6 separate regions of the Homo sapiens genome follow, and regions 1, 2, 3, 4 and 5 are each linked to region 6. The links are chromatin loops, found by intact Hi-C in ENCODE. Cell type or tissue: IMR-90. All regions are shown on one strand. Region 1 overlaps LRRC49 (leucine rich repeat containing 49). Region 2 has its middle 12 kb from the start of THSD4. Region 3 has its middle 28 kb from the start of LARP6. Region 4 overlaps THSD4 (thrombospondin type 1 domain containing 4). Region 5 overlaps LRRC49 (leucine rich repeat containing 49). Region 6 holds the start of THAP10 (THAP domain containing 10).

Region 1 (5,000 bases), 110 kb after region 6:
CCTTTTTAAAATTGACTTTTCCCCTCTGGAAGAATTAGTCATTCCTTTCTCTGTGTTCCCTTAGCATATGGTTTAAATATTCGTTATATCACAATAAGCACATTATATTATATTTAATATATATATTCATCTTCCTCTCCGCCCCACCCATCCAGATTGAGAGCTCTTTGAGGGCAAATATATCTTGATTTATTATATCCCCAATGCTTAACACAATATCTGACACATAATAAATTCTCCACAAAAACCTATTTGTTTAATGAGATATTGAGGTCATTTTAGTTTAGAAATTATATCCCATGTGTTTATTAGGTTGATTGCAGAGGAGGATTAGAGCAGTTATATTTCTGAAACTATGACCCAGTAAAAGTGAGCAATAATTTTGCTATATCCAGAAACCTTTGTATGATCTCAGTGTTGATTGTTCTTATCAATACAGATGATTTAGTGGCATGTGCCAGAATTCTTAGCACAGTGTTTTGTAGATAGTGGGCTTTGAGGACATGTTTGGTGAATGAAAGAAAGAAAGAATTAATTAGTTAATTAATTAATATGTGTGTATGTATAACTAAAAAGATGTACCCATATCTGCTAAGGATACAAGGAAAACTAGAAGAACAATCCCCAAAATATAAACATTGTTTGGCAAGCTAAGTCACTTTTTAATGGAGCTCAGAACACACTTTCCCAGAGGAGCAAATTTGTAAACATTGACCAGAGTTTAAGGCTAAACTCAAAAGCTTCCTTCAGAAAATAACTGAAATGGGTTAGGTGTTATATGGCCTGTTTACTAGGTGCTAGTGAAAAGGATGAGCCTGTCTGCAGCCCAGGAGACTTGCCGTTTGTTTTTACCAAATGGGCATGTGATAGCTATATAAATTGGAAATTACTTCTGCTTTGTTTTGTAACCATGTCACTGTTTTACTGAATGTAGCCTTGTTTATTATGTCACTTATTTCCTGAAGAGTTTACTTGACAAGCCCTTTACACAAAATAAATAATCCCTTTCTGATGACAGACTTTTTATTGTGGAGCTTATATTCTTAAACTTTTAATTATGTGGAAAAAGAAAAGCAAGACACTTTTAAATATATGATGTGGAGCAACATCATTTCCCAAAGGGTTTGTTGATGTTTTTGATACATAACTCTGATTCCCCATCATTTTTACATTAAACTTTTTTGCTGGTTACTGTGGCCATCAGGCGTCCCTATGTGGGTAAACCTTCTTGCTAAACCTGATTCTGTGTCTATATCACTGATTCTGCCCCTTTACTGAAACTATAGCTTATGGTTCAAACATCCTTCTTAAGATATAATACATACTCATTAAAAACTTCATCATTGTCCCACTTCATTAATTCATCCAAGAAATATGTATTGAGCAGAGCATAGGCTAGGAGCTGTACTAGATGTTGGATCTACTATAGTAATCGTGACAAAATTCAAGCCCTCAAGGATCACTGTGTTTAGTAAGAGAGATATAGATAAGGCAACAAGTAATTGCAGTACAATGTGGCAAGTATTGTAATAGCAGTATGCACTCTTTTCATCTTCTTTGTTTTAGTGGCAGTGAAGCTGTCCTTTGTTCTGTTCCAGTATTGATTATATAAGCAACCTCAATGAGATATAATCTAACTCAATGTATCACACAAAGCACAATGTATGGAACTAATTGTTAAGTTAGTTTTTCCTATTATCAGCCTTCACCTTTCTAAGATTATTATCTAAGACCATTCATGTACTACTACTCATTGGATATTTGATTTTTGTCACATAATAATCATTGTCTTAAGTGCTAGTCTGGTAGAAATCAAGCCTTTTTGTATTTTCTTGGTTGCATATTCACTTAAAGTAGACTGATGTCATTATTCATCTTGTTATTGAATAAACAAATGTGTAGAAGGTTAACTGGTACCTCTGAAATAAGTATGATAAACAACAGGGCAGCGCTTTCTTAGTTTTATCCCTTAACATCATTGTAAATGTTTGAAGATATTTAATAATTCATTCAGTATACATTGTTAAAAGCTGATTACTAGATTTTGGGTCCCCAAAGATGAAAAAATATATAATCTTTAGCCTCACTCACTATCTGGAATAACAGGCAAAATTGTAAGCATAAAATTGTAATATAGTTATGAGAAGTGTGTTCCAGGAGTATACCAAAGACCATGGGAGCACAAATAAGAGCGAGACACTAATTTTAGTAGGGGCAAATAAATACTGGATGAAAGGAGAAATCCCAGAAGGAAAATGCAGAAACAAAAACCATGCTTTGTTTAAGTTTTGAGGTTGGGTAAAACAAATAGTTATGTCTCTATTCACAAAGCAGATAATATGAGTTGGATTAAGATATTTCATTTATTCTCTAGCTATGATTTAGATAGCCTTATATAAAAAATGTGGCTTCTACCTTGGAAATAATAATTACCAAATTCAGTGCAGTATGAGAAGCATGTATATATATATATATATATATATATATATATAGTGTGTATATATAATATAAATAATGATTCCTTTTCACTGTTTCTTATTTCAAAGTGAGGAGGAAATCTACACTGATTTTACTGATTATAACTGTAGTATACACTTTAAAAATTTCAAAAACCATTGAAGTATCCAAAAGTAGAAAGTTAGAGTTACCCCCTAATACAACCTCTGAGAAATAAACTATTTTTAGCAGTTATTACTTGGTTCATAAACATATTTTTATATGTATGGTTCTTACTATAGAAATACTAATTTGTAAACTGTACTTTTTTCTAGTCAGAAAAGTTTATAGATTGGGAAAACCTATCTGTGTTGACATGGAAAGATAACCATAATGTAGTAAACGGCTTGTTTTAAAACTAAAGGGAATATTAGTTATCTTTCATGGATAGAAATAATTTGGGTTTAGAGGTGATCTTTTTTGTTCATAACATGCCTCTTAAATTAAAATATATGATTAGAATAATACAAAACTGCTAGATAGTCTATTGAAAATTAGTCTTTAATGCTCTAGGTTTAATTACTGAAATGAAAAAAGAATATAAAATTGTGAAGAGCTTTTCTGACAGGTCATTATACTGTTAGGTATTCTGCATGATATCTTTCATTTAAAATTATACTTTGGGTTTTCCAGGCCTCTAGACTCAGGACTCAACAATGCTTTACAAGGTTTATCTGTCATAGACACATACCTTGTTGAAGTGGACGGGGATACACTTTCCCTATATGGCTCAGGAGCACTGGAATCTCTGGATAGGAATTGGAGTGTTCAAACAGCAGGAATGATCACAACAGTCTCCTTCACTTTCATAGAATTTGATGAAATCGTCCAAGTGCTTCCTAAACTGAAGATTAAGTTTCCTAATTCTCTGGTAAATATTTCCTTTTAGTAGTATATTTGAATATTCTTAGTCAATGACTTGTGTGTTCAGGCCAAAGACCTGTTTTAACTTGTATTTATGTAGTTTCTATCTGGCAGGAAGATTTAAGTTTTGTGTTGATTTTCTTGAGCTAGGATTTAAATTAGTATTCATAAATGGCCTTGAAGTTTTATGTTAACATTTGAAATTCTATCTCAAAAAAAATGATCCTTTGTGGAGTAGAAAAAGACTGATATAATTTTATTCAAGTTATATATTTCTACTTTATAAGTGATTCACCTTACCACATAGCCTTATGTATTCACCTATGGTACCTGGTAATGGTGAAATGTATATTTACTGTATAATTTTTACAGTTGTCCCCTAACAATGTTGAAAATAATTTTAATAGCTCATTAAAATTACTTTGAGAAATTAGCCTTCCTCAATTATGGTGTCATTGTATTATTTAGTATGCATTTGTAGAAACTGTGATTTCTGTAATGAGTTCTCTCTTGAGTTTCTATTATTGTTGTGTTTTTCTCTGTCAGCCAAGAGACTTCCCTCACCTGCCTTTTTGGTGGGTTTTTGTTTTTATTTTCACTTCATTCTCCCTAAAAAAGATAGTTAGAGGTGAAGACAGTATGTTTAGAAAAGAGCATCTAGATTCACAGACAGAATGCTTGCGTTAACATTGCAGTTTTAGTGATTTGATTTTTCTATAGCCAGTATAACTATCCTACGTAGTGTTTGGCAAGATACAAGTAATAATAACTAACTAGTTCTTCTCAGGAAAATTGTGGGGGCCTGTATTTATAAAGTTCTGAAATTTTCATTTCCAGTCTTTTTAAAAAAATTTATTTAATGTCAATGTAAAGCATATAAAATCAATAATTCCTGAAAGAATCTGCATTATTTGATATTTATGTATCTTTAAAGAATGTTGGTTTATAAGTGAGACTGTCATTTGTAGAAGGAGTCACCCAGAATTCAATATTGGATGGATTCCATCAATGGTGCATTGGATGAATTAAAGTTATGTAAGTTTAGTACATTCAGTTGATTTAATGTAATTGAAAACATATTTGCTAAGCCTAAAGTTTACATATTTACCTGGGGAATGATTAGTGAAGCTTTAATGTTAATATTTCAATATGGTTAAAATCAATGTTCTGATCTGTATTTGTGTTTTATCATTGCAGCACCTTAAATTCAAGGAAACAAATCTTGTAATGCTGCAGCAATTTAACGCACTAGCCCAACTCCGTCGTATTGACCAGTTGACAATTGATCCTCAAGGAAATCCAGTTGTCAATTTTACACTCTGGAAATACTATGTACTGTTTAGGCTAAGCCATTTCAGTATGCAGAAAATAAATGGAACAGAGGTAAGCTAAAAACTAGATGAACTATAGAATAAAAATATTCCTTCTTAGTGAAAATAGTTACTTTAAATGTTTAGGAATTTAAGTAACCATGATAGAACATTTGAGATATAATGGTTTTTTTTAAATTGACATTTAAAATGTCAAAAGGCTAAGAATCTATTTTAAAACTTCCAAAGAACTAAATAAATTGTAAAAATAAAATAGTAACCAGGTTATAGTAAATGGCAAATACTTATACTGTTGTTTGTAAGCATTCA
Region 2 (5,000 bases), 210 kb after region 6:
AAAAAGTAAAATAAAAAATAAAATAAAATAAAATAAAATTGATATGTTTGTACTTAGATCACCATTTTATCACATATTTTATGTTTGTTTCTTCTGATTTTCATTTTCCCTTTCCTACTTTCTTCTGAAATATTTGAATATCTTTGTCTTCTATTTTAATTTTCTATTGATATTTTTACTATATCTCTGGGAAAAAAATTTTAGTAGCTGTTCTAGAGATTACAGTATATGGTCTGCTATTATATTACTATTATATTTTATAATTTCAAGAGGAGTACTCAATTCTTGCATTAAATTTAAATGGTATAAACACATAAATGATATAAATATTAGATCTTCTCACCATATAGGTACCTTTGGCATCCCCTGTTTACGTAGTCATCATAGTATTATGTATTATGATGACTACATACATTGAAAATTCCATCAGTCAATGTTACAATTTGTGCTTTCACATATTTCAAAGAACTTAAAATCTATTATATTTTTCCAGGTATCTACCATTTCAGTTGCTCTTATTTCATTACTATTGTTAAAGTTTCCCTCGATTTAATTTCCTTGTAGTCTGAAGAATTCTCCTTAGCATTTCTTATGGAACAAGTCTGGTATCAAGGAATTTTCTTACTTTATCTGAGAATGTCCTTATTTCATTGTCATTCATGAACGATATTTCCACTGGATATAAGATTCTGGATTGGTAGTTTTCTTTTCTTTTTTATTTTTTTTTTTTGAGACAGAGTCTCACTCTGTAGCCCAGACTAGAGTGCAGTGGCATGATCTCAGCTCACTGCAACCTCCATCTCCCAGGCTCAAGCGATTCTCGTGCCTCAGCCTCCTGAGTAGCTGGGACTACGGGTGCATGCCACCACGACTGGCTAATTTTTTGTATTTTCGTAGAGACGGGGTTTCACCATGTTGCCCAGGGTGGTCTTGAACTCCTGAGCTCAGGTGATCCGCCCCCTTGGCCGCCCAAAGTGCTGGGATTACAGGCATGAGCCACTGTGGAGGGCCGATAATTCTTTTCTTTCTGTATGTTAAAAATGTTATTCTACTTCCCTCCAGCTTCCATGGTTTCTGATGAGAAATGCACAGTCATTTAAATAATTGTTTCTCTACCTGAAATGAGTCATTTATCTTTGATTGCTTTCAGGATATTTTCTTTATTTTAATAGTTTTCATAAGTTTGATTATAATGTGTGGATGTCTTTGATTTTATCCTGTTTGGGATTCACTGAGTTTCTTCAATTTCCATGTTCATGTCTTTTGTGAAATGTGATGTTTTTCCACCATTATTTCTTAAAATATTTTTTTCCCATTCAACATCCTTTTTCTTTTCCTTCTAGGAGTGTAATGACACAAATATTAAACTTTTTGGTATTTTTTCCCACAGGCCCCTAAGGTTCTGCTGGGTTTCTTTTTCAATTTTCTTTCCTTTGTTGTTCAGATTAGATAATTTCTATTGATCTATCTTTAAGTTAATTTTTCATCCAGTTAATCTGAAATTTAAGTTAGTGTCCTTCTCTTTTTCTGTTCTAATATTTCCATTTGGTTTGTTTTTATATCTTCCTTTTTTTTAAATTTTGAGACAGTTTTGCTTTTGTTGCCCAGGCTGGAGTACAATGGTGTGATCTTGGCTCACTGCAACCTCCACCTCCCGGATTTAAGAGATTCTTCTGCCTCAGCCTCCTGAATAGCTGGGATTACAGATGCCTGCCACCATGCCCAGCTAATTTTTTGTATTTTTAGTGGAAACAGGGTTTCACTATGTTGCCAAGGCTGATCTCGAACTCCTGATCTCAGGTGATCCACTTGCCTTGGCCTCCCAAAGTGCTGGGATTACAGGTGTGAGCCACTCCACTAGGCCTGTTTTTATATCTTCTTTTTTCCCCCCTGAGAATTTCGGTATTTCCATTTGTTTCAGGAGCACTTTCCCTTACTTTATGGAACATGGTTATAATTGCTGCTTTAAAAAATGTTTGGTAATTCTAACATCTGTATCTTCTCAGGGTTAGTGTCTGTTGATTGTCTCGTTCCTTGTCAGTTGAGACTTTCATGGTTCTTCATATGCTGAGTAATTTGGGATTATATCCTAGACATTTTGAATATTACAGGACCCCAGGTCTGACTTAAATCCTAAAAAGAAGGCTTTTTTTTTTTTTTGAAGCAGGAAATGAAACAGATTATATTATTTTTGCGAGTCCAAACCTGCCTCTTGGGCTGTGGTTTCAATATCATTTCTGATTTCAGAGTGCAGTGCTATTCAGATCAGTCCTGTGTGTGTGCCACCCAGTGGCCAATCATGGGCCTGGACTGGGGTCTACCTTGCAGTTTCAGTTCTCCAAACATGTGGTATGGTGTTTAGGATCAGATCCATACATGTGTAGCCTGGAGGTGAGCCCAGGAGCTAAAACATAAGTTTGTGGGATTTCTGACTTAAGCTCCCTACTCTCCGTGATCTCCCCAACACCCTCTGGCTCCTTGGGGCCTCCCTTTTCAGCCCTCCAGTGAGCAAGCTTGGGCTTCAGTTTCTCTGCTCTGCCACACTTACCATGACTGTTTCTGTGTTTGGAGTCAAGTGGCAGGAGGAGAAAGGTGAAAAAAAAAGGAAGAAAGATTTGCCACACACTCTTGTGAACACTGCTCCTCCAGTCAAACAGAATAATTCCCCTCTCTTGGAATCTTAGATGACTGCCTAGCTCCACTCCCACCCCCTCAGCCTCTGCCACCACCACTGCTGCTACAATATTGCCTGTGGGCTGAGGCTGGAAAGAAGGAAAAAAAAAAACACCAGGAGTTCCCCTGCACCCCACTCTCTCTCTGACTCTTCAGAATCTCCTTTCTTGTGTTTTAGAGAGGACTTCTCTTGCAGCTCTTTCTGTCTTCCTCTGGTGCACACTTCCAGCTTTATGGCTGCCTTTTAGTCTAGGCTGGCTGATACTGGGAGGGAAAAAAATTCACTACTGATTTAGTGGGACTTTGAATTCTGGTCTTCTTCCCAAAGCCACCTGCTATGATTTATGTTTCAGAACTCTCAGATAGCTCCTCCATCCATTCTGTCCAGGATTTATAGTTACATTTAGTGTGTCCTTACTTATTCCATCTTTTCTGGAATAAGGCTCTCTTTTTGCTTTTTAAATCATCAATCATTTGCTATGTGGGAAATGATATCTTTGTTTATATGTATGGCATTTATTGTCTCCCCCACCCCCGGCCCCTGCAAAGTTTCATAAAAAACAAAACTTATTGACCAGCAATAACTCTTTATTATATGGCCGGAAAGAATTAGGCAATCCATCTGGAGAAAACAGACTGTTTCTCTTCGCTCACACAATACTTCTGACAGCAAATGTGTGGGGCTTTTTCTCCATCCCAAGAAGTTCTCCAATTCTGCTCCCATCAGCTGCATGCCCTACGATTTAATTCGATTTTGACACTGTCTACCTGGAGCTAAGCATCAGATCCCACAGGGTTAGTTCTCAGTCTCACAAGATTGCCCTGTTAATGGAAAAACCAAACTCTGAAAATATTTTAAAGAGGTTTCTTCTGAGCCAATATGAGTGACCATGGCCTAGAGAACACAGTCTCAATAGGTCCTGAGAAAGTGTGTCTGTGGCAGTCAGATTACAGTTTGGTTGTATAAATTTTAGGGAGGCAGGAGTTATAGGCAAAGACATAAATTCACACATGGAAGGTATACACTGGTTCGGCCCGAAAAGGTGTGATATCTTGAAGTGGGAGTTTACAGGTTATAGGCGGATTCAGAGATTCTTTAATTTGCAATTGGTTAAAGGAGTAGAGCTTTGTGTAAAAATTTGGAGTCAACAGAAAAGAAAGTTTTAAGTTAAGATAAGGAAGTATGTGAACCAATATTCGAGGTCAGAGTGACCCGTAGGGCTGAGTGACTTAGCCCTTGTCCGGCACGGCCTTATGTCCTCTTTATAATTTGATATCTTATTGTCACAAGGAGTCTGTTTTGTTAGTCTTATGGTCTGTATTTTAATATTAATGGTGGTCAGTTGTGCCTAAACTCCAAAAGGGTGGGGATATATCACCTCCCTTTGTGTCATGCTGGGAATTCCATTTTTAAGGATTTTCTAGGGTCCCCTTAGCCAAGAGGGGGTCTGTTCAGCTGTTGAGGGGCTTAGGATTTTATTTTTAGTTTTCAGCCTCTACTTCAGATGTCAATCACCAGGCCAGGTCTCTAGTACTTTTGACCAACCAGCTGCAAATTGGGGTTTCCCCTACCCACCTTCTCAGCAATACTTTGCTGGGATAGCTCACAGAACTCAGGCCATTTACTCGTTTATTATAAAGGATACAGATGAAGACTTAGGTGAGGTCTAGAAGGGTCCAAAGCATAGGAGCTTTTGTCCCTGTAGAATTGGGGTACCCCTCTCTCCCAGAGTTTTCATAGAATTTAATTTCCTCCCATCCCATTCCTGGAGGTCAGTGGGTAGGGCTGAAAGTTTCAACCTTCTAATCCCTTAGTTTTTCTGGTGTTGAGTCCCATCCTGAGGCTATCTGGGGTCCTACCCTAAATTACCTCATTAGCATAAACTCAGGTGTGCTCCAAAGAGGCTCCTTAAGAATAAGAAAGGACACCTCATGACTGAGGAAATTCCAAGGGTTTTAGATTCTCTGTGCCAGGACCACGGACAAAGACCAAATATACTTCTTATCACACTACACTATCCTATTTTCTTTTCCTCTACATTTCATCCTATTTTCTGAGTCCACAATTAGAGGCATTCCACCCAAAGACGAATTCTCAAAGGAACAAATTCACACCAAGATTGAACCACAACCTCACCTGGCCTGCACAATGCCTTCAATTGTTTTTCTGGCTTGCATTTTCCCCTCTTATATTAATAGAGAAAAAAAGAGCATTCCAGGGCCATGAGCCCTCTTGAGATGTTGAGCTTGAATGATTGGGAAGATGATAGCTCCTCATCCAGATATGGAGTATGGAATAGGAAAGAGGGTTTGGGGGGTGGGACAGG
Region 3 (5,000 bases), 67 kb before region 6:
GTTTTAAAGTTATACTAAACGAACAACAGATGTTGCACTCCATAAATCTGTTATTACTGGCTTCTGATCAGTTCTTAATGTCAAAGTCCGCTTCTTCCTCTTGTGAAGAAGACTCCGTCTCAAAAAAAAAAAAGTGAAACTGATCTACTCATCTGTCTTGTTTATTTTCTTTCTTCTTTCCTTTTTTTTTTTTTTGAGACAGAGTCTCGCTCTGTCCCCCAGGCTGGAGTGCAGTGGCACAATCTTGGCTCACTGCAACCTTCACCTCCCGGGTTCAAGCGATTATCCTGCCTCAGCCTCCCGAGTAGCTGGGATTACAGGTGCCTGCCACCATGCCTGGCTAATTTTTGTATTTTTAGTAGAGATGAAGTTTCACCATGTTGGCCAGGCTGGTCGCGAACTCCTGACCTCAGATGATCCAGCCGCCTCGGCCTCCCAAAGTGCTGGGATTACAGGCGTAAGCCACCGTGCCCGGCCTTGTTTATTTTCTTTTATTTACTGTGGGTTTGTAGACTTATAGTATTAGAAGAATAACTTTTGTATAAAGAAAATATCTATTCATGTTCATAAGAGTTGCTATATGTTCTTCACTGAAGTCTGAAGTCATGGCCGACTTAACATATGACAGACTCAATTACATTTTTTTCTTTTTTTTTTTTTTTTGAGACTGCGTCTCAGTCTTGTTGCCCATGCTGGAGTACAATGGTGCAATCTCAGCTCACTGCAACCTCCGCCTCTTGGGTTCAAGCGATTCTCCTTCCTTAGCCTCCTGAGTAGCTGGGATTACAGGTGCCCGCCACCATGCCCAGCTAATTTTTGTATTTTTAGTAGAGACAGAGTTTCGCCATGTTGGCCAGGCTGGTCGCGAAATCCTGACCTCAGGTGATCCGCACCTGCCTCAATTACATTTCTATAATTGAAATCATCTGGGCATTGTTGATTGAGTTGGCCCATCAGAGTGTATTCCAGGGGCTTCAGGATGGGACCATCACTCTCATTTTACACTTAAGAGAGGCAATATAGGAGGTCTCTTGGGTCCTGACTTCTGAAGGTCCCTACTGGCCTTTGGCTGCCACTCTTATTAACGAAGCTCTTCCCCATTTATCCCAGGAGCTCACTCATTTTTTTCAGATGCATCAGGGGGTCAGAGCTCAAGAGTTCTCATCCCAGATTTTATCATGCTGAATATGCTTTTCCATAGCTTACAATGAGACCTACAGCTACCCCAAGGTATATTCCAGAGCTGGAGTATTTCAGGACAAGGAGAAGTTGCCAAACAGTGTTGAATTATAGAGTCCTTAGGATTTACATGCTCTCCAAGAGAGTCGGCTTGGATATTTGGAAACCATGAATTTATATTACATTGTACAATATTTTTAAGGCCAGGAAAAATTCGTTTTATTCAGTACCTATTCAACAAATATTTTCTGAGATCTTGCCATGGGCCAGGCACTATAAGATGTGTGGAGATACATGGTCTCTTACCTCATTGTTCATAATTCAGCAAGGAAATGATGCATAAACAACTGGCTAAAATGCAGAGGGAGGAGTGTGCTAGATTAGTCTTTCCCATCCTTCTTACTTATGATGAGTTTATGTCTGGGAGCTTTAGTGATGGTATATTTTTGGGAGCTATTTCTTTATGGTAGGATGGTGTCATGCTTTCCACGTATCATCCTTTTAATTCCTTACAAAAAAACCTGATGTTGTAGGCATTATCATCCTCATTTTACAAGTGAGGGAACTGAAGCTTAGAGAAGTGAGACAGCCCTGAGAGTTCTGCAAGTGGCAAGGTTGGAATTTCAACTGGTCTTTCTTGTTCCCCAACTACAGGAGCATACCCTCAACTAGGAGCAGGTGCCAGGTTATCAGCTGTTTAGATAAGGCTATGTCCCGGTTGGACACTAGAGGGCACTGAGATAGCAAAACAATCGGAGGAATTTGCCTCTGGCTACCACTTTGAAAAACCATAACAAATTGAACTTCCCAAATTCATCTTTGAAGGCGAGTTAACTGTAAATACAGCATTGAGAAGGCAGGTCTGCACCTACTGCACTCTCTGGTTATAGGTAAGGAAAAGGATCACCTAGGATTTATCTTTCATCCAAAGCACTTCAGCCTGCTGCTTCTTTTACCCATAGTAGTTGCTCAGGAATCTTTGTGAATATTTTTTTTTTTGAGACGGAGTCTCGCTGTTTCGCCCAGGCTGGAGTGCAGTGGCGCGATCTCAGCTCTTTGCAAGCTCCGCCTCCCGGGTTCACACCATTCTCCTGCCTCAGCTTCCCGAGTAGCTGGGACTACAGGCGCCCGCCACCACACCCAGCTAATTTTTTGTATTTTTAGTAGAGACGGGGTTTCACCGTGTTAGCCAGGATGGTCTCGATCTCCTGAGCTCGTGATCCGCCCGTCTCGGCCTCCCAAAGTGCTGGGATTACAGGCATGAGCCACTGCGCCCGGCCGAATCTTTGTGAAATTGAACTGAATATCTGGGTGCCATCACAAGGCACGTATCTAGCTGGCTTCTGCTCATCCCACAGCTGATTCCAAATCTGGGGTGTTGTGCAAACAGCTGCCCAGCCGGAAATTGGTCCAAATAAAGGTAGCTTGGTTCACCAATGGGCTGTCTACACACTCCAGATATATCTCCCACTACCCAAAATGAATCGCAAAGGACTGATGCAATCAACATGACTGTCATCCTGAGGGATGCTTCATGAGGCTGAAGTACTAAGATTGTAGCTTACAGGATTATTATTATTATTTGAGAGGGAATTTCCCTCTTGTTCCCCAGGCTGGAGTGCAGTGGTGCGATCTCGGCTTACTGTAATCTCCACCTCCTGAGTTCAAGTGATTCTCATGTCTCAGCCCCCGAGTATAGGCGCATGCCACCACGCCTGGCTAATTTTTTGTATTTTTTAGTAGAGACGGGGTTTCACCCTGTTGGCCAGGCTGGTCTCGAACTTCTGACCTCAGGTGATCCGCCTGCCTCAGCCTCCCAAAGTGCTGGGATTACAGGTGTGAGCCACCATGCCCGGCCCAGGATTATTTTTTCATTAAGGGAATTAGCACTCACCAGGATCTATGTCAGTGTTAGGAATAAAAAGTCAACAGTCCTTGTTGGTTCAATCCTTTCTTCCTTAGATCTTTGCTGTTAGTTTCTAGGTAGCTTTTCTGTCATGTTTACAACTTACAAGAAGTAGAGTATATGGATGAAAATTACTGGGAAAAGCTAGCTCACATTTTATGGAAAAAGTATTTAAAAATAATCGATGAACAATATGTCTTCAATGAGTACTTGCTCATGTGTCTGTCTTGTGTGGCAGAAACCAAACAGAGCCTTTTTCAACCCAGCCACACCCTGGAGTGATGCAATAGTAAATGAGACACAGGCATGGTCACATATTCGGGATATGAAGCCAGCCTGCCAGCTCAGGAAGTTACCCCAGAGTCAGACGGGTGGTGGATCAAGGAGGAATGTTCAGAGAGCCTTCCCCACAAAGCATACAGCACAGCAGGGCATAACAGGCAGTTGGGCTCTTTTTCTCTGTACAGGAAGAGGCAGACTGCAATTTTTTATTTTTATTTTTTGAAGTAAGGAAGTTATGTGACCAGAGCCCTATTTTAGTAAGATAGGTTTGGTAGCATGATGGGAGATAAGTTAATGCAGAGGCTTAGAGACAGAGAGACCTTGGGAGGAGGGTATGTGGAACTAAGTAAGCACTGGGGAAGAAGGGAGCGTGTAAGAAATATTTCAGAGCCAAAAAATGACAGTTCTGGATTGTTGATTGAATACGGGAGATTTGGAAGGGAAAGGTACAAATATGGTAGCCTCACGTTCTTTGAGCATTTACCATGGGCAAATTACTAAGCATTTTACAGGTATTGACTCATTTTAATTCTTTTTTTTTTTTTTTTTTTGAGATGGAGTCTCACTTTGTCATCCAGGCTGGAGGGCAGTGGCTCGATCTCGGCTCGCTGCAACCTCCGCCTCCCAGGTTCAAGTGATTCTCCTGCCTCAGCCTCCTGAGTAGCTGGGACTACAGGCATGCACCATCAGGCCCGGCTAATTTTTGTATTTTTAGTAGAGTCAGAGTTTCACCATGTTGGCCAGGCTGGTCTTGAACTGCTGACCTCAAGTGATCCACCTGCCTCGGCCTCCCAAAGTGCTGGGATTACAAGCATGAGCCACCACGCCTGGCCTGACTCATTTAATTCTAACAAATTGTATGAAATAGGAATTATTATTATCTACTATTATTATCTATTATTTATTGGAGAGGAAACTGAGACATAGGGAGGCTCAGTTGTTAGTCAAAGGTCACTTGGTCTTCAGAACCTGCATTCTTCACGTATTCCACATGGCCTCATCTCCAGTCTGGGTGACATGGGAGATGGTGATGCCACTGGCTGAGATGGGGAAGTCAGGAGAAGGAGCAGATGGGCATGTGTATGGAGCGGGAGGGAGGGTGGACAAAGTGGTGTTTTGGATATGTGTAGCGTGTAGATGTTCTGCCAGCACCTCAAGCGGAGATGGTCACCAGGCCTCGTGTCCCAGTGTGGAGAAGGAACTGGTTTTCATTAAAAATAATGAAACATCTGTAAAAATACCATTGGCTGAGTTTCTCAGTCAAGCTATTCAAGAAAGGCCGGCTATGCTAACAAACAGGAAGCCCATGCCCCAGCTGAAGATTTGGCCAGAGAGTTAGAAGGAGCAGGTTCATCAACAAGGTGCTCAGACCCCTGGAATGCCTACAAGAGACCAGGACTAAGCCTTGAGAAAGGAGGAGGGAATTAATGTGCTCCTCATTCCAGTGGCCAGAGCTTTCCAATGCTGCCTGCCTATTAGAATCACCTAGGAGATTTTATTTTTTATTTTTTAATTTTTTTTTGAGATGGAGTTTTGCTCTTGTTGCCCAGGCTGGAGTACAATGGCACGACTTCGGCTCACTGCAACCTCTGCCTCCCAGGTTCAAGCGATTCTCCTGCCTCAGCCTCCAGAG
Region 4 (5,000 bases), 550 kb after region 6:
CTCGCCCAGGAACCACTTACATTCCTTTTGTGTGATCTGTCTTTTAATAATCTTTGCACATTTTTCTATTGGGTTGCTGATCTTTTTCTTAACTTGTAGGAGCTTTTTATGCATTAAAGAGATTATTGTGTAAATTGCAGGGTTTATTTTTTTTTTAACTTATGCCTTTGCTTATGAAATTTTGTTTATTTTTGCCATGCAGAAGTTTCACATTTTTTAAATGGCAAATTTAGCAATTTTCTCTTTTGTGATTCTGGATTTTATGTCATAGAAAGACCTACAGTTTGAAGTTATTAAGAAATCATCCTGTTTTCTTTCAGCAATTTATGGTTCTGTGTTTTTACATTTTTACCTTTTACATTAATTCATTTGGAATTTATCCTAGTGTATCGTGTGAGGTATGGGTTCAATTTTACTTTTTTTCAGATGGCTACCCAATTATGGATAATTACCCAATTACCTAAACCATAATTGAATAGTCCACCTTGCCCCCACTATTTTGAGGCTCCCTCTTTATTACTTGTGTATATTTTTGGCTTTGTATTCAATTCTATGAATCTCTGTCTTTTCATATACAAATATTAGAACATACATTTCGAAAAAGAAGCAGAACACACAGGTGTTTGAAGTGATGAAAGGTAAGTTTGCTTTGCTCGGGGCTAATGCATTTATGGACTTCAAATGGAAACCTTTCTTTGTTCATCACTTGGAAAAGCCACCTGTATTTAGGTACCTTAACAAGACTTCCTGTTTACAATATATTTTTACTTGATTGAAAAATGAATATTCTATGACTTTTTGGAGCAGAATGGCAGGAGTTACAATCATGAAAAGCATTCCAAATGACAAGACCACGGTAGGCCAGATCAAGATCTCATGGACAGTTGAGGGAAAGTATTAAAAAATAGAGAACTGGAAAATTTATTGAAAAATGCAGAATATGCTTTTGGCAGCTGTTTGCTTTTAGGACAAACTAGATTTGACATGGAAAAACAAATCACTGCTCCCATAGGCGGCTCTTGAGGAACCGTCTTCTGCCATTCAGTAAATAGGCGGTATCTTTCACAAGTTTTGTTTTATTGCATATGGATCATAGCAATTTTTTAAAGTTTATCAATCCATCTTCTAATGGCTTGAAATTTACTATTTTTTTCTACTTACTCTTCTTGTGTTCTATTTTCACAATTCCCAGCAAAATGCTAGTAATTATAGTGCTTAAGAATATGCTGGAGAGGATGTGGAGAAATAGGAACACTTTTACACTGTTGGTGGGAGTGTAAATTAGTTCAACCATTGTGGAAGACAGTGTGATGATTCATCAAGGATCTAGAACTAGAAATACCATTTCACCCAGCCATCCTATTACTGAGTATATACCCTAAGGATTATAAATCATTCTATAAAGACACATGCACATCTATGTTTATTGCAGCACTACTCACAATAGCAAAGACTTGGAACCAACCCAAATGTCCATCAGTGATAGACTGGTTAAAGAAAATGTGGCACGTATACACTATGGAATACTATGCAGCTGTAAAAAAGAATGAGTTCATGTCCTTTGCAGGGACATGGACGAAGCTGGAAACCATCATTCTCAGCAAACTAACACAGGAACAGAAAACCAGACACCACATGTTCTCACTCATAAGTGGGAGTTGAACAATGAGAACACATGGACACAGGAAGGGGAACATCACATACTGGGGCCTGTTGGTGGGTGTGGGGGGCTAGGAGAGGGATAGCATTAGGAGAAACACCTAATGTAGGTGACGGGTTGATGGGTGCAGCAAACCACCATGGCATGTGTATACCTATGTAACAAAACTGCATGTTCTGCACATGTACCCCAGAACTTAAAGTATAATAATAATAAAAAAAGAATATTCTGAACCTAGTTTCCTAACCAAATCTTGAGTGCTGCCAGCCAAAAAGATTTTTTTTTTCCATCCCACCTCCACATTCACCCAAATGGACTAAGGAAGGGAGATCAGTGACAGCCATGATTGTCATTTAAATGGACTGAATATGATCATGCATGAACAAAGATTTTGGATTCCAACATTTGCTTTCCAAATACTAATCTCATTTCCTCAAAACTGCTTAACAAAACCTCAATATAAGCTTTGTCTCCCTTGTGAGAGCTATGATGAACTTCTTGTGGATGAAGGATTTTTATATCCTTTGAGTTTCAAGTCAGTTTCTAAAGGCCTAATTTAAATACTTCACACATACAATATGAAATTTCAAATATATGATATAAATAAAATACAATGCATGGTGTTTCAGTAATGTTTGGTGTACTCATGCTATTATTTCTTGTTTAGGGAAAGATAAACTCTTTCTATTTTTGGATAGATATATAATCCCCCTCAGAATGAGGCTAGAGACCATCCAATATTTTTTAAATGAAAGTCTATGCCTTATTGCCGTGTTCCTGCTTTTATAGATCATATAGCACAAGTAAACGTGAGACTTGTAATACTGCTTGATGATGACTTTTTCTTGAACTGGTTGATCGTGACATCTAGTGTTCAGTACTAAAATTACATATCTTTCTCAAAAGCAGCTCATAGGGAAACCAGCATAAATTACTGTTTAATTCAGGGCTGGCAATGCACCAAAAAGGCCAAAATACAAAAATGGAAGTGGAGTCATTGGGGCAATAACTGGGGACAGTTTGAATTAGAAGGGTAATTGCTCCTTGATGATAACATCAAGAACTGTAAATTACACTTGGGAGCAATTATGTATGGACATGCAAAGTGAACTGCTCTTCAGACTCAGTTCTGAATCTGTTTTTTTGTTGTTGTTTAGTTCAGTCCTTCTTTGGCTCTTCTCAGACCAGGAGTGTGTATAAATTCACTAGTCAGATTATCTTAAGCAAGTCATAAAATTTCTCAGAGACACAGTCCTCTTATCTATAAATTTGAGATACTGAGTCCACATCATAAAATTCTGGGGGAATTAAATGAGATGTTTCATGTATAATGATCTGGGTTCAGTGCAGGGTGCATTGTGAATAATAAATAGCAGTGCTGGTGATGGGTAATGGTGATGGTGATGCGGGGATGTGTCTGGGAAGTCATTTGCATGGATCTTGATGTCTGGGGGTAGCAAAGACAGGCAGTGACCAGGTGCAGAAATTGTCCAGGATATTGTAACTGGATATTGGGATCAGTGGGCAACAGGGTTCGGGAGAGAGGGATGGAAGAAAGCCTCAGTGTCCTTGGAGAGTTTCACCTGTAGAATTTTTTTTTTTTTTTTTTTTTGAGATGGAGTCTTGCTCTTTTGCCCAGGCTGGAGTGCAGTGGTGCAAAATCTGCCCCCTGGGGTTTTTTTTTTTTTAAGCAATACTCCTGCCTCAGCCTCAGGAGTAGCTGGGACTACAGGTGTGCGCCACCACACCAGCTAATTTTTGTATTTTTAGTAGAGACGGGGTTTCACTATGTTGGCCAGGCTGGTCTCGAACTGCTGACCTCGTAATCTGCCCGCCTTGGCCTCACAAAGTGCTGGCATTACAGGCGTGAGCCACCATGTCCAGCCTCACCTGTAGAACTTTAAGAAGATATAGTAACATGCAGTAGGACTTACTACCCTGCCTCTCAGGAGCTGGATCTCCTTTATTAAGTTCCTAACTTTTCTGAGCCTCATTTTCCACTTTAGTAAAGCGGGGATGAGAGCAGTACTGACCCCGCAGGTTTGTGAGGATTCAATGAGACGGTGCATAAAAGAGCCCTAGACAATGCCTGGCACAGCTTAGTAAGCATGCAGTAGCTAAATGGTAGCCCTTGTTGCTATCTTTTTTGTTTTGTTTTGTTTTGTTTTTTTGAGACAGAGTCTTGCTCTGTCACCAGGCTGGAGTGAAGTGGCGCCATCTTGGCACACGGCAATCTCCGCCTCCCGGGTTCAAGCGATCCCCCTGCCTAAGCCTCCTGAGTAGTGGGGACTACAGGCATGCACCACCATACCCAGCTAATTTTTTTGTATTTTAGCAGAGATGGGGTTTCACTGTGTTGGCCATGATGGTCTCCATCTCCTGACCTCGTGATCCACCCACCTCAGCCTCCCAAAGTGCTGGGATTACAGACATGAGCCACCGCACCCAGCCCCTTGTTGCTATCCAAAGGAAGGAGATGAGGCCGAGTGCAGTGGCTCCCACCTGTAATCCCAGCACTTTGGGAGGCCAAGCCAGGCAGATCACCTGAGGTCAGGAGTTCAAGACCAGCCTGGCCAACATGGTGAAACCCTGTCTCTACTAAAAATACAAAAATTAGCTGGGCGTGGTGGCACATACCTGTAATCCCAGCTACTTGGGAGGCTGAGGCAGAAGAATCGCTTGAACCCGGGAGGCAGAGGTTGCAGCGAGCCGAGACCACACCACTACACTCCAGCCTGGGCAACAGAGCAAAACTCCATCTCAAAAAAAAAAAATATATATATATATATATATATGTGTGTGTGTGTGTGTGTATATATATATGTATGTGTGTGTATATGTGTGTGTGTGTGTGTATATATATATATATATATATATATATATATATATATATATATGAAGGGAGGAGATGAAAGCAGAAGTTTCAAAACAGGACAAACAAAACTCAGACACATGACTCTGCTTCCTCTTTGCTTTGGTATAGGCTGTTCCCTCTGCCTGGAAATCTTTTTCTTCCCTTATGTACCCACATAGGTCACCTTTGGTAGAGCAATCTCTGATTCTGGCAGGCATCGTTGCTCCTTTTACTGTGTTTCCAGTCCCCATAGTCCCTTGTGCTTGACACCTTCTTGTTCTTGCTAGACTGTTTATGCATCGAACCCTCCGATAAACCATGAGCCCCTTGAGGGCAGACCCAGGAAGATTAGGTACTTAAGAAATGTTGAAAGAATTATGAATACACTAAAAATACAAGAGAAAGGGGGAGAAAGAGGGGAGCAGAGAGACAGTGAAACAAGTGTGGCAAAATGTTCACTGAATCTAGGTGAAGGGTACATGAATG
Region 5 (5,000 bases), 81 kb after region 6:
TGCTTTCCATTTCCTTGGTAAATCTTCCTCTATCACTTTATTTTGAGTCTATGTGTGTCTTTGCATGTGAGATGGGTCTGCTGAATACAGCACACCAATGGGTCTTGACTCTTTATCCAATTTGCCAGTCTGTTTCTTTTAACTGGGGCATTTAGCCCATTTACATTTAAGGTTAATATTGTTATGTGTGAAATTGATCCTGTAATTATGATGCTAGCTGGTGTTTTTTGCCCATTAGTTGATGCAGTTTCTTCATAGTGTCGATGGTCTTTACACTTTGGTTTGTTTTTGTAGTGGCTGGTACTGTTTTTTCCTTTCCATATTTAGTGCTTCCTTCAGGAGCTCTTGTAAGGCAGGCCTGGTGGTGACAAAATACCTCAGCATTTGCTTGTCTGTAAAGTATTTTATTTCTCCTTCACTTATGAAGCTTAGTTTGGCTGGATATGAAATTCTGGGTTGAAAATTCTTTTCTTTAAGAATGTTGAATATTGGCCCCCACTCTCTTCTGGCTTGTAGGGTTTCTGCAGAGAGATCCAATGTTAGTCTGATGGGCTCCCCTTTGTAGATAACGCAACCTTTCTCTCTGGCTGTGCTTAACATTTTTTCCTTCATTTCAACCTTGGTGTATCTGATGATTATGTGTCTTGAGGTTGATTTTCTTGAGGAGTATCTTTGTGGTGTTCTCCGTATTTCCTGAATTTGAATGTTGGCCTGTCTTGCTAGGTTGGGGAAGTTCTCCTGGATAATATCCTGAAGTGTGTTTTCCAACTTGCTTCCATTCTCCCCGTCACTTTCAGGTACAGCAATCAAATGTAGGTTTGGTCTTTTCACATAGTCCCATATTTCTTGGCTGCTTTGTTCATTCCTTTTCATTCTTTTTTCTCTAATCTTGTCTTCACGCTTCATTTCATTAAGTTGATCTTCAGTCTCTGATATCCTTTCCTCTGCTTGATCGATTTAGCTATTGATACTTGTGTACGCTTCACGAAATTCTTGTGCTGTGTTTTTCAGCTCCATCAGGTCATTTATGTTCTTCTCTAAACTGGTTATTCTTGTTAGCAGTTCCTGTAACCTTTTTTCAGGGTTCTTAGCTTCATTCCATTGGGTTAGAACATGCTCCTTTAGCCTGGAGGAGTTTGTTACTACCCACCTTCTGAAGCCTACTTCTGTCAATTCGTCAAACTCATTCTCCATCCAGTTTTGTTCCCTTGCTGGTGAGGAGTTGTGATCCTTTGGAGAAGTGGCATTCTGGTTTTTGGAATTTTCAACCTTTTTGTGCTGGTTTTTCCTCATCTTCGTGGATTTATCCACCTTTGGTCTTTGCTGTTGGTGACCTTTGGATGGAGTTTTTGCGTAGTTATCCTTTTTGTTGATGTTGATGCTATTGCTTTCTGTTTTTTCCCTTCTAACAGTCAGGCCCCTCTTCTGCAGGTCTGCTGGAGTTTGCTGGGGGTCCACTCCACACCCTGTTTGCCTGGGTGTCACCAGCAGATGCTGCAGAACAGCAAAACATTGCTGCCTGCTCTTTCCTCTGGAAGCTTCATCCCAGAGGGGCACCCGCCAGATGCCAGTTGGAGCTCTCCTGTATGAAGTGTCTGTCAACACCTGCTGGGAGGTATCTCCCCATCAGAAGGCAGGGGGGTCAGGGACCCACTTGAGGAGGCAGTCTGTCCCTTAGCAGAGCTCGAGCACTCTGCTGGGAGATCCGCTGCTCTCTTCAGAGCTGGCAGGCAGGAACATTTATGTCTGCTGAAGCTGTGCCCACAACCGCCACTTCCCCCAGGTGCTCTGTCCCAGGGAGATGGGAGTTTTATCTATAAGCTCTGAGTGGGGCTGCTGCCTTTCTTTCAGAGTTGCTGAGCTTAGAGAAGAGGAATCTAGAGAGGCAGTCAGTCTGGCTACAGTGACTTTGTGGCACTGTGGTTTTTTTAATGTCAAAAGTACAGAATATAAATTCCACAAATTGTGACAGTCAACTTGATGTTGATTCTGAAATAAATTTAAATTGCATTATTAAAAGATGGTTTGTGGCCCAGTGCGGTGGCTTACTCCTGTAATCCCAGTACTTTGGGAGGTTGAGGTGGGCGGATCACAAGGTCAGGAGATTGAGACCATCCTAGCCAACATGGTGAAACCCCATCTGTACTAAAAATACAAAAATTAGCTGGGCATGGTGGTGCGTGCCTGTAATCCCAGCTACTCGGGAGGCTGAGGCTGGAGAATCACTTGAACCAGGGAGTTGGAGGTTGCGGTGAGCCGAGATCGCGCCACTGCACTCCAGCCTGGCAACAGAAGGGGACTCTGTCTCAAAAAAATAAAATAATAAAATAAAATAAAAAGATGGTTTGTGAGTACTTAGGAATTGGTCACTAGGAGGCAGCATTAGCTCACTAAAAAACAATTCATGCCAGAAAAGAATTAGTTTCCTGACCTAGAAATTACAAATAGACCTTGTTAGAGGAGTGCTATAGACAGTGTTTTGGTATTTAAGCAAAGCATTTGGCAAAGTCTTTTATGGCATCATTTTGAGTAAATTGTATGACATGGTTATGTAGATTTTTGATTCAAGTATACTTACAGAACATGAAGTAATGGATTAATGCCAGCCTTTAGAGAAATCTGTACTGGCATGCCATGAGGCTTTTTTCCTCCAGTCCATTCTATTCACATTTTTATTAATGTCTAGGAGAAAATATTTGTTATTCTGGTAAAGTATGTGAATGACAGAAACTAGAGAAATTAGAGTTCTTGGTATATTGGTTGATCAAATGAGAATCCAAAAGTATCTCCATAGTCTAGAACAGGGTTTGGCAAACTACAGCCTATGGGCTAGATCCATCTGGCAGCCTGCTTTTTGTACAGCTCTCAAGCTAATAATGGCTTTTATGTTTTCAAAGCATTGTAAAAAAAAAAAAAAAGAACAACAAAGAAGGATATGAGATAGAGATCACATACAGCTCACAAAGCCTAAAATATTTACCATACTATCTGACCCTCTACAGAAAAAGTTTGTTTATGCCTAGTCTAGAAAAGTAAGCAGAATTTAACAACATAAAAAATAGATGAATTGAACATCCTGGACTTTATTCCATAACAACAATCAAGCAAAACAATTCTTAGCACAAATTCAGTATTATACAAGATTAGACTTAGCAGCGTGTGTTAAAGTGACTTGGAATTGCTAAATTCAAGTTCAATTAATTATGAGATGTGATTATTAAAAGTTAATATGGCTTAAAACAATATTCATTTATAGAAAAAGAGAATTCAGACAATGGAGACAGTCCCATCCCATTTTTTTCTACAGTGGTCAGATTACACCTGAACTATTACTAGTTTTAGAGGGCAGACAATAAACTAGAGCATTTCCAAAGAATCTGACATGATTAGTTGACAAAGGAGAAGACATAAGGAAGATATCCCAGTGATCTTCACCTGTTTTCACAACTATTCAAAAAAAGAGAGAACAGACACATGTTGAGGGGCTAGAACAAGGACCCTTATATAGAAAATTCTGGGAGGCAGAATTTTCCTTTTTATTTCTAAGGCAGCATTTTGTGAATGCAGGCAGTATTCTCACAATTCTGAAACAGGGTTGGGCGTGGTGGCTCATGCCTGTAATCCTAGCACTTTGGGAGGCCAAGGTGGGCAGATCACTTGAGTCAGGAGTTTGAGACCAGCTGGCCAACATGACAAAACCCTGTCTCTACAAAAAATACAAAAAATTTAGCCGAGTGTGGAGGCACACGCCTGTAGTACCAGAGACTTGGGGGACTGAGGCAGGAGGATCGCTTGAACCCAGGAGGTCAAAGCTGCAGTGAGCCAAGATCTCGCCACTGCACTCAAGCCTGGGGGACAGAATGAGATCCTGTCTCAAAACAAAACAACAACACAATTCAGAAACAAACAATGTCTAAAGTTTTCACCTCAAGCTCACATTTAATTGGCTTAGTGTGAACTTGTTTACAATTTGCTCTCCAAAAAAAAAAAGGAGCTCATCTCATGTGTACGTTTTCTGTTTTGGTAGACATTACTAATGTTCACCAATATGCTCTGGTTCTCCTCCTTTTTGACATGTGGGAAGATGTTTGGCCAATGAAATGTGAGCAGAAATAATGTATATCATTTCCAGGCAGAAGCATTTAAAAGCATGATTCTCATGCTTCCTTCCCATGTGGTAGTCACTGCGGAAGCCTATATAAAGTTGAGGATGCCATCAGATCATAGCACTCAGGAATACTTAGCCACTACATTGAAGACAGGTGCAGTGTTCTTTGCGTGATCAAGAAATAAACTTTTTTAAAGTCATAAGCCAGTGAAAGTTTTGAAGTTGTTACAGCAGCATAACCTATCCTGTTCTGACTATTTCCCTCCCCAGTATTTAACAGCTAATATCCCTGGACCAGAAGTCAGGTGACATGGCTTCTAATCTTCACTCTAACACTAGGTGTGACCCTGCAAAAAAATCAGTTTTGTTTGCTAAAAGTGATTGTTTGAGTAAAAATTATTGACCACCTCTTTGAGGGAAAAAACCCTGTGATTTTAAAGTCTGTTTTAATATTTTATATGTTCAAAGAAAATAATGTTTATAACTAAAGTATATGGTTAAAACACACCTTGCCATTTGATTTTTAAAATTTCATAAAATGCTGCCTATATTAGGACTACTATTATTTATTTTGGATCAGTCTTTTTCTTGTGTGATATGTGCATTGTTTTAGGCCTTAATATCTGCTAACAAAGTATAATCTAGGTTATCAAACACCTATTAAATCACTGCATGGCTTAATTGACTTGAAATTATTTCTATATTGGGTCTTCATGGCCAAAATGAAGTGAGGAAAAAGTAGTTTTTTGTCCCAGATCCCAGATTCCCCCCCCAACTTATTTATTTTTTTATTTTTATTTTTTGCTATGTAAAGGATATGGCTTTTGTCCCAGAAATTGGACTATTATCAAGAAGATACCAGAATTTTAGTTTTTCTTTCTTACCAACAGAT
Region 6 (5,000 bases):
AGGGATCAAGGGGAAAGATGTTTAGCTGATTTTTAAGGGAAAAAGACTTAATTGGCAATGATGGGAGTGGGAGGGGCATAGTTCCAGGATATTATAATACATGCAACAACTGAGCAAAGTCTTGTTGGTAGGAAGTAATATAGTATAGTATGTCCAAGAACTGAAAGGTCAGCATGATGGTACACAGTGAGCAACAGGGACAGTGGCCTTGGTTAGGGCTAGTGTGGTATGCAGGGGGAAAAAACATGCAGGGCCATGTAAATTGGGTTAATAATTTTGCTCTTTATCTTAATAATTGCAAGATGCCATTAAAGGGTCTTAAATACCCACCCCAATGTAGGAAGCAGGTTAGTACTGCAGAAAGAGTGTTGGTCTGGCAACCGGACCTAAGTAAGGATTACAGACCCCTGAGGAAATTACTAACCTCTTGCTATAATTTAATCTGTGTAATGGTGGCAAGGCTGAAGTTTATCACAAGGAAGGCTGGAAAGTTTTCTTTAAAATGGTACGTGGGGAAGAAGGTAGTAGTAACCAGATGCAAAATGAGTGCAAACAATGTTTAGAAGGAACAGAAAAGTAGGCAGAAGAGAGCAAGATGGGGAAAGTCAGCTCACTAGGGATACTGAACTTAAAGGCAGCTGGAGCTAGTTATCAGTCATAAAGGAAGCTTGGGGTGGGAAGGGATTTATTAGCAAGCTCCATCATCTTCATCTGTAGCTCCACATCTCCTTCGCCCCATCATTTGTGACACAAATAAGGGACTTTCCTCAAGCTTATGTAATGTTATGCAACACAGTTTCAAGCACTCCAATCCTGGAGATTTGCTCAAATTAAACCCTTTCTATTTAAAAACTCTGGAGCAGCGAGTGAAAGCAACTCACTACTCTGCAGGACAAGACTCTGTGTGTGTGTGTGTGTGTGTGTGTGTGTGTGTGTGTGTGTGTGTGTGTGTGAGTTTTGGGGGAGGAGCAGTTAGAAGGAATTAACTGGGTCACTTAATTCCAAAGTGTTAATGATAAGTGGGACCTTGGAGATCACCTCTAAAGCACACCCCTAACTTTGCAGATTAGAAAACAGGAACTTTCGAGATGAGGTGCCTTTCCCAAGGTGACACTAAGTGGAGGAGCCCAGCCAGAGTCCAGGGGTCCTTACACAACCTTCGGTGGTCTCTCTTTACCTGTGAAGCTGCAGCCTGCTTCCCAGCTCGGGGGCGTGTACAGGAGACTGGACCTGGGGCAGCCTCAGAATGCCTGGCTGCCTGGAGCTCTCCTCGCGTGTCCAGGCGGCCTGCTTGGTCTCCCTCCTCTCCCCTCTTAGGTGCCGGGGCGGGCACCCGGTGCAGGGTGGGCACGGCGCCTGCCACCAGCCTCAGGCGCTGGGAGAAGCGCAGGTTCTTCTGGATAACCGAAGAGACGTCAAAACAGGCTGGGGCAAAGTGGTCAGAGCAGATGACCGAGCGGTCATTGCCTCCGTACCAGTCGGCGCGGCAACCCCGCACGAAGCGGTCCCAGAGCAGCCGCACGGCCCGGTCCTTGGGAAAGCGGAACAGCGACTTCCCAGACTTGGTGGTGTTGCCGCAGTGGGCGGCCACACAACGGGCCGGCATGGCGGCCGTCTTCGGTGCGCGGGAGCCGGGTTCCCTGGACCTTCGCCCTTGGGCACGCTCCTCGCAGCGGCCTCGGCGAGGCAAGTCCTCCCCTCCTCACCTGTCCACTCCGGGTCGGGATTGTTTCCTTCCCTACCTCTGGTCACCGGAAGTGGCGATCTGGGGCCCCCAATGGGAGGGCTCTTTGATATCTTCCTCCTCCTCCTCCCTGCGCTGCTCCCCAGGAGCCAGTGGACACAAGCAGAGGGATACAAATTTCGCGCGGGCAGCGCTGAGGTGGGCCGTAAAGAGGAACGGACCGGAAGTGGTGGTGGTTATAGCAACCAGTGTGGCCAGCCTCTTCCCCAGCTTATCCTCCTCCCAATACTCCCGCTCTGTTTTTATGAGGCTGGGAAAATAGAACGAGGAAGTGGTGACGCACTGGGCTCTCACGAATACAACTAGAAGCTGCAACGACTGTGTGGCTCTATCGATTCGGGAGAGGTCCAGACCGGAAATGGTCGTTTCCATGGTAACCCTGAGCAGGTTGCCTGGGAGATGACCTCTTTCGGGTCTCTTTGAATCTCCGCTGTAGCGTCACCTGGAAGGCAGATCTAACAGAGAACCTGGACTGTCTCCTATCATGATTCCCGGGAAATATCGCTCTGTTTCTGGCCGGGCTGCGAACAACGTAAGTTGGGCCTTCTACTTTCTCTTTCTTCCCACTGGTACTCTTTCTGACTGGCGTCTTTGTCCTAGGAGATGGGCTGTATTATTAGGACCGGCACCGCTGGGTCTACTCAAGCTATTGTCTGACCAGGGTTTGAGGTTCGTGGGCTGGACCAAGGCACAATTTAATATTGTATGATGGGTACTCAAAGTCTTGTCCAGGATCTGGGCTCCCCAGAAGGTGGAGCTGGTCTGCTGTGAAAGGCTTGGGTTTATTTAAATTCCTTTGGCCAGTCAATTCCTTTTTCTTTTCTTTTCCTTTTAACTGTGAAGAGAATTTATCATTAGGGACTCCCACCTCCTTCACCTGTCTCATTGAGATGTTTATTTAGACCTGAATGGCAAATGTCGAAAGCCTGAGGTACTAACTAGAGGGTTAAATTGCTGCCGACATTTTGGAAAATAAATCAGTGAAACCTTTTAATTCTTAGATGTGATTTTATTGTTTTCAGCAAATCCTCAGAACAAGATCATTTACCAGAAACAGAAATAGAGCATTGTGTTCTATTTTTTTGTTGTATTTCTGTTTGTACCTTTTTTTTTTTTGGAAATATGTGTTTGTGTATTAAGAGCAAATTTTATGGTTTAATTTTTACATTTCAGGTGAACTGCGGGCTTCATCTGGTTATTCAAACATCATCGCTTCCTGAAAAAAACAAAGTAAGATTTAAGAAGGTTGGCATTTAAATTGAAGATTGTTTTAAATTCTACACAAATAGCAGCATGACTTAAAGTGTAGATAGATTCTAAACTGAAAAATTTAAGTAGATTTGCTTTGATTTCCAGTTTAAAGCTAGTTCTTACTTTCTGCCTACATAAAGCTAAAATAGCCCTCTTTAAAAAACTTAATGTGATTTTATTGATTACAAAAGGGTAAGGGTTTTTTTGTTTTTTTTTTTTGACATTTACACTTTTTTTTTTCTTGAGACAGGGTCTAGCTGTATCACCCAGGCTGGGGCGCTGGGGTGCAGTGGCACAATTTTGGCTCACTGCAACCTCTGCCTCCCAGGCTCAAGCGATCCTCCCACCTCAGCCTCCTGAATAGCTGGGACCACAGGTGCATGCCACCACGCCCGGCTAATATTTTTGTATTTTTTGTAGAGACAGGTTTCACCATGTTGCCCAGGCTGTTCTCGAGCTCCTGAGCTGAAGCAATCCGCTTGCTTTGGCCTCCCAAAGTGCTGGGATTACAGGCAACAGCCACCGCACCCAGTGATATTTACACATTTCTGAAATCAGGAGCCTTCTTAAAATTGATGGCATGTCATAGTTTAATTGGGGAGGTTTTTTTTCTTTCTTAATAGAGGGTAAAATAATGGTATGTCTTACTACTAATGACACCTTAGATAAAATGGTAATTGGGAGGGCATATCCACACATCCCATTTAAAATCAGGGAAGAAAAAAATAGGTTAGCAGTGGACACATGTTAGACTTAACGTTATTTAGAAGTTACGATATGAATATGAGATTTTTTTCCCCAAGATTATTTCCCCATAATGTCTCTAGCATTTCTAGAATTTCTGGCTTTTGATTTAATTTTTGAGATTTTGAGATAAACATGTTTTTCTTTCCTTTCTGTCTCACCTCAGCATTTATACTTACCTACTTTCTACACACTATGTCTCAAGACACAACATGATTTTTCCTCCTTTGACCAAGTTGGAAACCTCTAACCATCACAATTCAGGTGTGTCCTAAAAAGTTATTAAATAGGCGTCACTGGAAGAACTCTAAAGTGAAGGGCAGAGTTCACACATAACAGCATGAAGAAGGGTAAGAAAAGGCATGAGGAAGGTAAATGGAAGGACATCGTTAGTCAAGGAGGCAGCTGTTGATTACATTATATATGAATATGAAAATGGTAAACACTCAGAAAATAGACAATTTGATCATCTCAAATAAACAGCAGTTAGATTAATTGAAAATATTATTTATTATAATTGAGCATAATGGATTCTCTCCAGAGCTTTCCTAATTGATTTCTCTGGACAAATCCTTTTCCACCATTATAATGTTTCTAGAGCTGTGTGCCTCATCTAAATATTTTTTCCAAACCATTCACTTTCTCTTGTGTGGACATCTATTCTGAGAAAATACCTTTAGGTCATATAATTCCTAAGGATATAATGCAAATGCCAACATAATGTTTATAGTATGGATACATTAGAAGTATCTTAATTAATTCAAGATACATATTTGGGGTTTTTTGTGGCTAATCATAAGAAGTTGTTCTGGTTTTGTTTTTCTCAGTCCTCCCACCAGATAATTATTTTAGATCAGTTTTAGATCAAGTGAAAACCTTTCTTAGAAGGCTTAAATATACAATTTTATTATATTATAATAGGACATTTAAAAGGATTATAATGATCAAAACAGTGATTTTTTCAACAGCATTTTATTTATATTGTGTGTTTTTTTTTGAAGCAAATGATTCTTTTAATCATTGTATTTGTGGTGAGAGCGTGGAGGGATTGGAAGTGTCTCAGCTTGGAATATCTTGTATCTGACCTCATAAAATTGATCCTGATTTTGTGGGTGGTAAAATACAATGATAGAGGTGCAGCCATCACCTCTATCTAGTTCCAGAATTTTTTCATCATTCCAAATGGAATCCCTGTACCCATTAAGCAGTTACTTCCCATTCCCTGCTTCCCTTAAATGCCTGGAAGCCACAAATATGCTTT

Evidence for each region. A loop is a pair of places that touch in the nucleus more often than their neighbours do. Peaks named below come from ENCODE experiments on the same cell type or tissue, not always from the same donor. Only the 100,000 strongest peaks of a DNase experiment are listed, where the experiment ranks them.
Region 1: a loop joins it to region 6, with 4 times the contacts of the local background. A loop is called at or near these places in 9 of 110 quality-filtered maps.
Region 2: it touches region 6 in a loop (6-fold over the local background); 34 of 110 quality-filtered maps call a loop at or near these places.
Region 3: it touches region 6 in a loop (3.0-fold over the local background); 7 of 110 quality-filtered maps call a loop at or near these places.
Region 4: a loop joins it to region 6, with 16 times the contacts of the local background. A loop is called at or near these places in 38 of 110 quality-filtered maps.
Region 5: a loop joins it to region 6, with 2.5 times the contacts of the local background. A loop is called at or near these places in 2 of 110 quality-filtered maps.

What each region holds. Positions count from the first base shown.
Region 1 is chr15:71,005,250-71,010,249 of GRCh38, forward strand. It overlaps LRRC49 (leucine rich repeat containing 49), which reads left to right. Exons shown (of 16, transcript NM_017691.5): 12 at 3,130-3,367; 13 at 4,558-4,743. Among named protein-coding and RNA genes, the nearest start is that of THSD4, 110 kb to the right of the region's middle. In IMR-90, no CTCF peak of the experiment used is centred here; no DNase peak of the experiment used is centred here.
Region 2 is chr15:71,101,002-71,106,001 of GRCh38, forward strand. It overlaps a transcript of THSD4 not described here. Among named protein-coding and RNA genes, the nearest start is that of THSD4, 12 kb to the right of the region's middle. RefSeq lists enhancers at 2,133-2,202, 2,373-2,422, 2,563-2,672. In IMR-90, a CTCF peak has its summit at 2,293 (motif pointing left); a DNase peak (open chromatin) is centred at 2,260.
Region 3 is chr15:70,823,407-70,828,406 of GRCh38, forward strand. No RefSeq gene overlaps it. Among named protein-coding and RNA genes, the nearest start is that of LARP6, 28 kb to the right of the region's middle. In IMR-90, a CTCF peak has its summit at 1,912 (motif pointing right); DNase peaks (open chromatin) are centred at 1,935 and 3,395.
Region 4 is chr15:71,438,147-71,443,146 of GRCh38, forward strand. The region is part of intron 7 of THSD4 (thrombospondin type 1 domain containing 4); the gene reads left to right. Among named protein-coding and RNA genes, the nearest start is that of THSD4-AS2, 250 kb to the right of the region's middle. In IMR-90, a CTCF peak has its summit at 2,528 (motif pointing left); a DNase peak (open chromatin) is centred at 2,515; H3K27ac peaks cover 59 bases.
Region 5 is chr15:70,971,818-70,976,817 of GRCh38, forward strand. All of the region lies in intron 9 of LRRC49 (leucine rich repeat containing 49), which reads left to right. Among named protein-coding and RNA genes, the nearest start is that of LRRC49, 81 kb to the left of the region's middle. In IMR-90, a CTCF peak has its summit at 2,381 (motif pointing right); a DNase peak (open chromatin) is centred at 2,404; H3K27ac peaks cover 377 bases.
Region 6 is chr15:70,890,667-70,895,666 of GRCh38, forward strand. THAP10 (THAP domain containing 10) reads right to left here and starts at 1,767. Exons shown (of 3, transcript NM_020147.4): 1 at 1,178-1,767. The coding sequence starts at 1,606. It overlaps LRRC49 (leucine rich repeat containing 49), which reads left to right and starts at 2,160. Exons shown (of 16, transcript NM_017691.5): 1 at 2,160-2,276; 2 at 2,918-2,974. The coding sequence starts at 2,229. RefSeq lists an enhancer at 1,422-2,120. In IMR-90, a CTCF peak has its summit at 2,492 (motif pointing right); DNase peaks (open chromatin) are centred at 1,985 and 2,485; H3K4me3 peaks cover 2,227 bases; H3K27ac peaks cover 1,410 bases.